Regions from separate parts of the Homo sapiens genome. Here region 1 is linked to region 2. The links are chromatin contacts, found by Hi-C or POLR2A ChIA-PET in ENCODE. All regions are on one chromosome and are shown on one strand. The core of a region is the stretch at or near the end of the contact, and the rest is flanking DNA. Distances in the headings are between cores, read along the strand shown.

Region 1 (4,846 bases), core at 729-3,228, 740 kb after region 2:
GCAAAAACTGCTCCCCTGTCCTGTCCCTGCAAAGAATGCCATGCAACGGGGGTTTCAGACAAGCATTGTATCTGCTCTTACCCCTCCCCTTCCCAGTAAAATGTTTGGGTGATGTTCCATGGCAGGGAAACAGATAGAAGAAGGCACAGCCTGGTTCAAGGAAGAGGGCAAATGCGTTTTCAACGATGCCAAACTGGGCAAAACTAGTCCTAGTTTCAGGTGGGGTGTCCTGGGCTTGTTCTTCACTGAAACAGACCTGGGCTCCTTTTCTTCCTGTCCTCAGGCCAGAAATCCCCCATCAATTTGTCTAAGGGAACCATCACTGGCCAAGATACAGAGGGGGCAAGAACACAGGAGACCGAGTCTTCTTACCAGGAGAGGTGATTTCAAAACTCCAAACAATCTCCAAGTAAAATCCAGCCCCAGTAAGGGCCTGTAGCATAAATTTGAATTTTGGAGGGAGTCCAGCCCTCCACGTGTTTCTCTGATAGGAACTGGGAGAGCTTCCCCCATACAGCCAAGTCCTGTCGCGGAGCAGTCCCCCGACCACCCTGTCTCTGCCCCAACCCCTCCTTATGGAGGCAAACAGGCCACCAAACTACAGCCTCCCACGGTGTTCCATCAGCAGTCACAGGAAAACCCTCATGGCTTCTGGGCTTTGCCTCCCCAATATGCCACCCAGCACCCAGGCTCCATAAGAAATCTGCTTTCAGAATCAAAGACCTGAAAATTAGAAATGCTTTTCTAATGCCGAGGCCAAATTTCCTCCACACAAAACACCACAAATCCCTCTCCAAACAATTCGCGATTGCCCCCCAATCTCAATGGCCTTTTTCTCGGGTTGTAAATGTTCCCTAAAGTTGTCAGTGAATTAAACCAGAAAAAAAAAGAAAGAAAGAAAAAAAAAAAAGAAAGAAAAGGGTGGGTTACCTGCTCTGTGGGCCAAAGAAGGACCTTGGATTGATCGGATGTCAGCTCTGGTCCTGCAGCTTCCCCAGCCTGGCTCCACCTGTCTGACCTGTTGGGCTCGCTGCCGCCTCTGGGCCTGGCACAGCCGCAGGGAGCGGGGCTCGCTGCCAGCACCCAGGCCCCTCCATAGGTGTGCATTCACCTGCCAAGAGGTGCAGGCGCACAAGTGCCCTCCCCTCTCTGCTCCCACCATGTGACCTGCCCCCCAGCCGGACAGGCACTGGAGCATCTCCCTCGGTGTCACTGGAATTTCAAACCTGAAGCTGGCAGAGAGAAAGAAGAAAGGGAAGAAGAAGAGGGGAGGGGGACAGAGGAAAAATCCTGGCCCCCACAACTAACCAACAGTCCTTCCGTGATGTCGTGGAGGTCAGGCCAGGTGGGGCCAGCAGCCCCGTCACGGTGATCGTCAGGGTCAAATTCCAGGGCTGCTCTTTCCCCCTGGGTGGCTATTTTGGGAAAGCAGCTTTTCTCCAGCAGTGGACAGACTAGCTACTATGGACGCTGGAATCCAGAAGACTCAGAGCTCTGCCAGGGCCCAGCACAGGTAAAGGCACGGAGGACAGCCCTGGGAGCAAAGAGACAGTTTGCCCTCAGGTGCCCCTGAACTCCGCTCTGAGCACACACAATCCCACGGGTCCCTCCTGTCCCTACCCTTCAATAAGGATCACCCAGCACTTGGGGTCCTATCTGGCTTGGAAGAGGACGTGGGGCTTGAGGTATTACCCAAGGTGTTGAGGGGGTACAGCTGGAGGGGCAGGTGGCATCAGGTCTAGCGGCAAGGCCACTATTTTCCTGCCCTCCAGGACTGAGAGCCCTTAGCAGCCAGATTTGGCTTCTCTTCCCTTTCACTCCCTGGCCCCTGATGCCCGTCAAGCTCAAGTCGATACTGAACAACTGAGTACACAGCACAGCCTGGGTGTGAGGTCAGACTCTGTGCCTGGGATTGGGGCGGGTCAGGCATCTGACTCTGAGTTTCAACCACTGCTCAAGTTCAATCATGTGCTTCTAAGCTGCCAATCAAGCCAAACCTCTGGGAGTCACTGAAGAATAGAAACCGCAAGGCCAAGAGGAGGGTTGTGGTGCCCTGTGGTCTTGATAACTTGGGTTTTGAATGCAGGGTGGATGTTAAGATATAAAGCCCTTCCTAGGAAACCAGAAGACATCCTCCTAAGGAGGCAACAAAGCAGGGCAAGGCCCAGGAGAGGACCTGTGATGGAATTCAGACAGAGCCCAACCTCCCAGGGTACAGCCTTGTTCACGGGGCGCGGGAGGAGAAGGCTAACTGCTGCTGAGTGTGGCCAGGCAGGTCTTCAGCTACTGACATCAGGGCTGTGTCCACCCCTCAGAGCAGCACTGAGCTTGAAAGTGAAGCCCTGGCCGAGCGCGGTCGCTCACGCCTGTAATCCCAGCACTTTGGGAGGCCGAGGAGGGCAGATCACCTGAGGTGAGGAGTTCAAGACTGGCCTGACCAACATGGAGAAACCCCGTCTCTACTTAAAAAAAAAAAAAAAAAAAAAAACAAAAAAGTGAGGCTCTCTCTCAAAGCCAGCCCTTGCTCTGCTGCCCCAAGAGGGTCCTGCAAACACACGGGCCTTGTCCAAGGGGCCTGATGTGCAGGAGAGGGGCAGGGCCCAGGGCAGTGACCCCGAAGGGCTCCATCCTCGGACCTGACTCCTCCTTGCTCATAAACAACCAGGCCTTTGCCTTCCTCCCACACCAGTCCCCGGGTCAAAGGCCTTAAGAAAATCCCCGGTGCACTAGCCAACTCAGACCGCCCTGGCCCTTAGATCATCCGCTAGTCACTGGGCTGAGACCCAAAGGAGAGGGAAATATTTGGCGATTTCAGGGAACTGAACAGCAAAGGTGTTCACAATCAGACCACCAGCAGGAGTGCGGCACGCCCCTTAAACACTCTAAGGAAGTATTTACCAAGGCTGCTAAAAAAGAAGTTGAGGATTTCTGCCTCTGATTTAGTAGAAAATAATCTTTGAAATTTACATACAAAGTCCCATGATAAGTCATTTGGGATCCCCCAGAGGAGGAAGGCTGCTTGCGGTTAGACTGGGTGAGTCAACGAAACAAACAAATGGGCCCGATGAGGTCAGCTTTTTGGAAAAGGAACAAAGAAAACTGCACCCAAATGAGAGGCAGCTTACAATGGTGAAGCAGTGGTCACAGAAAATCCATTTCCAAAGCCTCTAATCCAGCAGTTTGGGGGATGATTTTGTCACCCAGGGGACATTTGGCAATATCTAAAGACATTTTTGGGGCCGGGTGTGGTGGCTCATGCCTGTAATCCCAGCACTTTGGGAGGCCGAGGCGGGCAGATCACTTGAGGTCAGGAGTTCGAGACCAGCCTGGCCAACATGACAAGACCCTATCTCCACTAAAAATGCAAAACTTAACTGGGCATGGTGGCACACACCTGTAATCCCAACTACTTGGGAGGCTGAAGCAGGAGAATCACTTGAGACTGGGAGGTGGAGGTTGCAGTGAGCCAAGATCGCATCACTGCACTCCAGCCTGGGTGACAGAGCAAGACTCTGTCTCAAAAAAAAAAAGAAGAAAAAAACCCAGACGTTTTTGATTATCACAATTGAAGGGTAGGGAGTGCTCCTGGCTTCTAGTGGGTAGAAGCCAGGAATGCCGCTAAACATCCTACAGTGCACAGGGCAGCCCCCACCACAAAAAATCATCTGGCCCCAAATGTCTGTAGCACTGCCACTGAAAAACTGTTCTCATCCACCGAGAACTCTCTCTCTCTTCCTTGCAAGTCCTGGGCAAAAGGTTGTTTTTAGTAGCCCAGAGGGCCATGGTGGTGACAGCTCCTCCCTGGGTGATGCCAGGCTTCAGGGGGTCAGCATCTTTGGAGGGTCCTCTAGGCATAGACCCCAGCTTGGGCAAGCCACTTGGCTGCCCCTGCATGGGTGACCCTGCCTGACTGCCCCTGGCTGCAACAGCCCCTTGCCGAGGCTTCTAGACCCTCAGAACCTCCCCCCTGCTGCTCTGGCTCTCAAGGTCCCACAGTAAAGCCACAGGAATGAGAAGGAGCGATGACAGTTCTCATCATCCCGTCATCGTCACAGCAGACTGGTAGGTGCTTTACAGGTGACAATGAGCTTTCACATTCGTTGTCTCACCTGAATACATAAAAGCCTCACCCACTGTTAAAACAATCTGAGTTCTTGACCTGCCAGACCAGTGGAACATGCAGAGGCCACCTGTCCCCGATGAGGGCCTGGGGGAGAGGGAGCCGTGCATTCATCTGGGGAGACCCCAGAGTCCAGAGCTGGGCAGAGGTGACAGCAGCCTGTCTAGGGGACCTGGGGGAAGCCAGGGTTCTGGCTGCTCCACGGCAGGCCCTGAGGTGGAGGGTCTAGACCCTGACCAGGCACCAGTCCTGCTGAAATGAGGCTCCGGAAATAGACGCACATCACACTCCCTGGAGTATTTTCTGGGCGGCCACAGAGTTCAGCAAATAGTCAACAGAAAGCATCTCCAAGAAGTGGGTGAACCGGAAGGACACATGCCCAAGGCTGATATGGGAGGTGTTTGGGGACTTAGGGAAGAAGCAGGACAGAAATAGGCCCAGCTCATTAACTGCATCTACATATGAATTGCTTGACTTTTTTTTTTTTTTTTTTTCAGAGACAGGGTCTGGCTTTGTCACCCGCTGAGCTGCAGCACAGTGGCATGATCATAGCTCACCAGAGCCTCAACCTCCCCGGCTCCAGCCATCCATCTTACCCCCTCAGCTCCTCTAGTAGCTGGGACCACAGGTGTGCACCACCATACCACGCCTAGCTAATCTTTTTTTTTTTTTTTTTTGAGACGGAGTCTCACCCTGTCCTTCAGGCTGGAGTGCCGTGGTGTGATC
Region 2 (4,409 bases), core at 94-2,593:
GGAAGGCACCAGTATCACAGAAGCCCACCGGGAACACGAAAGCCAGCGGGCCTGCCCCACCGTCCGTCATTAAAAGCCACTCCGAGACACCAGAGAATAACCAGCACCCCTTCCGCCCTCCCGACGCCACTCGCCGCCCCCATCCATTTTCGCAGCAGACTCGTCCCTAACCCCAGCCCGGAGACTTTCACTTTGTCCCATGCCTCCCGAGCACCCCTCCCCGCCCCGGTGGGGGCAGCTCCTGGCTCCGAGCCCCCACCTCGGGGCTCCCAGCCTGGTCCCGGGCGGCCGACCCCAGCAGCCACAGGTAAGCGCCCGGGGTCCGGGGCGGCAAGAGGCCGTCGCCTGTCACTGGGCTCCGGCTCCACAAAGCGCAGGGCGGAGGCGGCCGCGGGTGGCTCGGCGTGTGACCGCGGCGGGGCCGCGCGGCGCGGGGCCCGGGGGGCGCGGGGCTGGGGCCGCCGCTGACGGGGGAGGAGGCAGGAGCGCGGCGCGCAGAGCCCGGCGCGGCCGCGGGCGGCTGCAAAAGGCGGCCTGGATTGCCGCCGCCCTCCTGTCCGCCAGCCGGGGCCCCGCGCCCCGGCCCCGGCCCCGCCCCCGGCCCGACCCCCACCCCGAGGCCGGAGCCTCCAGGGCACCCGGCGCTGGAATCTGTGTCCTCCTTCCGGACAGGAGAACATCAAGGCGGTAAAGCACAGAAACTTCCTCCCTACCGCAGCAAGCGTGGGGAGAGGGCGCCCACAGGGCTGGGGCCCTTCCCAGGCTGCTGGGTCTCCAGCCCACGTTCCGGATGGACGAAGTCGGCTGCGCCCCGGCCGCACGCCCTCCGCCCCAACCCCGCCTCAGCTGCGAAACGGGGGGCTGGCCCCGACGCCCCCCGCGGTCCCTTCCGGCCCGCGATTGTGGGCGGCCTCTCCCTGGCGGCCCAGGCATTAGCCTGCACTTCCCCGGCCGCCGCTTCACAACTAAATCACCGCGGAAGCTTCCCAGCCAATAAATCACCTGCCCACCGGGCAGAGGGTCCCTCCCACTCCCTGTGTTTGAGACCCGCCAGGCGGATTCAGTGAAGGGCCAGACTTAGCCTTTTAAGACCAGTCTGCAACCTCCTACTCCAGTAGTGGAGGCTTTGCGTTTTTGAATTTCACCCTTGCTGAGATATGACTCATCATTGTCAATTTTCAATATAATTCATACAGTTCGAAGGGAAAATCTCTCAAGGCACAAGAAAGCAGCAAGCTCTCCTCTAGTGTGAGGAGTGACCTTTGTTACTTGACAAAAGTATCGTTTATATGATCAACAGGCATCCTACGCTGTGTGCACACAGCATATCACCGGGAGAGACGGCACGGAAAGATGGCCCTGCCCTCAAGGAGCTGCAGTCTGCCCAGGAAGGCAGACAGGTAAACAAACCAGTCCTAGGGCCTGCAAGAAAAGCAGCAGAGGAACAAAGGGTGGTGGGTGAAGCTAGGAAGAGGAAGCAACTTACTCTGCTTGCTGATGTCTTAGAGGAAGTGACAAGGAAGAGTGTGAGCCTGCCAGGTGGGCTCCAGCAGGGCTTCCAGCAGAAGTCAGCCAGGAAAAGGCACAGGGAACATTCTGGGAACTGCAAGGAGGACAGGGTGTGCAGAATGGAGTGCCAGCAGATAAGACGAAAGAGGCAGGCAAGGATCCGGTTGCAGAGAGCCCTTCAGGCCGCACGGAAGAGTTCCTAATTGTAGGCTGGCAGAAAGGCTGAAGCTGGAGCTTTCCATGAAAAGACTGGATGAGGACTGTGCCAGTGGCAGTGTGGCCTAAGTGTAGATTAGGGACAGACCAGTTAAAGAGGCTGCTGACACAGTTCAGGTATGAGATGAGGACCTCAACTACTGGCACACTCCACCTCAGTAATCAGAATTCCTGCCGCTTAATCCATTCTTCAAGTATTCAGGTATTTACTGAGCACCTAGCTGAGAGGGGTCTAGGAAGATAATAAAGGTTGCCATGGACCTTTACTGAACTGTGATTCATTTTTGCACGTAAGATAAGTATGTGTGAAGTCATTACAGAACATTCTGAGATGTCATCTGGCCAAGCATAAAGAAGTGAGGTGCAGCTCATCAGTGCAGCAAGGGACCCAAGAAGGCTAGACTGCAGTGGTCTGTAGTAGTTCAGAATGCCTTCGCCAAGGCAGTGACATCAGCGAGATCACAAGGGGTGGGCAACTATTGCAGGGGTGGGAGGTGGCTTGGTGACCGGGCCCTCCGTGAAGGTCAGAGGTGGAGAATGGGAGGTGGGTTACAGGGGACAGTCTACACAGACTTGGGGCGGGCAATCTGGAGTGAGCCAGGCTGTGGAACGCCAGGACCATGCAATCGGAACGTGGGCTTGATACCAAGTGACATCTAACAGGTCCAGTAAAAGAGGCCTACACAATAAAGGCAGCATGTGAGAAAGGCTGACTCTGGAACATCAGGGTAAGGTGGCAGAGTTGGACAAACAAATTCAGATCCTGTTTCTTCCATTTATTGTGATGCAATCCTTTGAACATCATCCATTCAACCAATAGTTACTAAGTACCTACTATATGCCAGGAGCCTCATATATATTAATTCGAAATCTTTACAACCTAAGAAGAAGTACAATTATTATCCCCATTTTACAGACAAGGAAGCTGAGGCACAGATAGGTAACTAGATCAACTCCTCAGAGACAAAGCCAGAATTCAAACTTAAGCCCCCTCAAATCCTCAGAGCCACACTCTGTAAAATGCAGGCAGGCGTCTACAGTGGTAACTATTTTCTGTTACCATTTTCTATGAGTCTGTACTTTCCTCTTCTCGGGTCCAATGTCAAATCATAAAGTCCTCAGTATTCTTCCTAAGAAGTGTCTTTCAGCCGGGCGCGGTGGCTCATGCCTGTAATCCTAGCACTTTGGGAGGCTGAGGCGGGCAGACCACAAGGCCAGGAGATCGAGACCATCCTGGCTAACACAGTGAAACCCCGTCTCTACTAAAAATACAAAAAATTAGCTGGGCATGGTGGTGGGCGCCTGTAGTCCCAGCTACTGGGGAGGCTGAGGCAGGAGAATGGCGTCAACCCGGGAGGCGCAGCTTGCAGTGAGCCGAAATTGCGCCACTGCACTCCAGCCTGGGCGACAGAGACTCTGTCTCAAAAAAAAAAAAAAAAAAAGTGTCTTTCAACGCCCTCCTTTCCTGCTCATGCTAGTGGCAGTCCCAGGCCAGACCTTTATCTCTCTTTCCTAATAACTAGGCTATTAACCATCTCCCCCATCCAGCCATTTAAAAGCCTCTGCCAAGGAATTTTTCCCAACTATAGATTTCATCCTGAGTCCCACTTTATCTGGCCCTTAGCCCCTACCTAAGAACAGCATGGTGGTCTCTGCAGGACAGTGTTTACACTCCTTAGCCCTGAATTCAAGGCCCTCCAGGATCCTGGCCCTGCCCACCTTTCCAGCCAGATGTCCAGTAATGCCAACTGGCCCACACTGGGGGACCTCTGTCTCAACTCCAGAATCTGGGTAAGGCATCTCCACGTTCACCTCAAAATCTCTCCTACTCCCAAATGAAACCAGATGTCCAGTTACTCTCTCATTAGTTTATTTATTTGTATAAGGCCTGCTTACCCAAAAAGTCCATAAACTCTTAAAATAATTACATCTTACACCTAGTGCCTCCATATAACACTAGGCAGTTGATGCTCACCACATTTTTTGTCTCCTTTAAAAATTATTTATTTATTAACGATGAGGTCTCACTATATTGCCCAGGCTGGTCTCAAACTCCTGGCCTCAAGCAATCCTCCCGCTTTGACCTCCCAAAGTGTTGAGATTACAGGTGTGAGTCACCGCACCCGGACAAGTGAAACCAACCATGAGATGCTGAGGGCCTGGGCTAGGGTGGTCACAGTGGAAATGGACTGTTGAAAGCCAGAAGGTCCATTTTGAACTCTCCTAACAGAGCTGACCTCTTGCTCCATGATGCCAAACTCTCCTAGTTTTGCTCATACCACTTGGCCTAATTCTCTACTCAACCTCTAAATGCTGGAGTCTCCCCAAAGCTTTGTCCTAGGGCTTTCTGCTATATATATCCTCTCCCCATATGATCTCCACTGTTCCCTTGGCTCTAAATATCTTTCGAGATTGTCACTGGTATTTCTAAGACTAAATCTATGGTCCAAGTCCACTGGGAACACTCAACTTGAACGTTTCACAGGTATCTCAAACTAATTACTTCCAGAAATAGGAATTTGACATCTGGTGGTGAACACAGACCTACCACAGCTGTCAATGTATGTCAATATAATGCTATCAAGAGCAAAAGCACCCTTGGCCCCACTTTAAAAAAAAAAAAAAAAAAAAAAGGAAGTAAAAGCTTCATGTGGCCTGTACTGTTACTTCTCTATGGAAAGCCA

What was found. Hi-C counts contacts between places; a loop is a spot of excess contacts on that map. ChIA-PET counts read pairs that join two places held with the same protein, here RNA polymerase II (POLR2A). Pooled maps may share reads with other maps.
Region 1: a pooled map shows a loop between it and region 2 (5-fold over the local background). The contact joins the enhancer-like site here to the promoter of RERE-AS1 in region 2. A Hi-C loop is called at or near these places in 1 of 37 single-sample maps with no recorded cell type and 2 of 50 pooled maps. POLR2A ChIA-PET finds 5 or more read pairs at or near these places in 1 of 52 experiments (BJ).

What each region holds. Positions count from the first base shown.
Region 1 is chr1:9,161,077-9,165,922 of GRCh38, forward strand. The region is part of intron 1 of MIR34AHG (MIR34A host gene); the gene reads right to left. Among named protein-coding and RNA genes, the nearest start is that of MIR34A, 12 kb to the left of the region's middle. RefSeq lists silencers at 1,629-1,698, 1,849-1,918, 3,689-3,738 and an enhancer at 2,849-3,178. Within about 2 kb of position 1,979, at least 31 of the 41 ENCODE cell types and tissues checked have a DNase peak (open chromatin) inside an H3K27ac peak, as active enhancers do.
Region 2 is chr1:8,423,302-8,427,710 of GRCh38, forward strand. It overlaps RERE-AS1 (RERE antisense RNA 1), which reads left to right and starts at 1,344. Exons shown (of 4, transcript NR_125999.1): 1 at 1,344-1,400. The region is part of intron 11 of RERE (arginine-glutamic acid dipeptide repeats); the gene reads right to left. RefSeq lists silencers at 144-483, 794-933.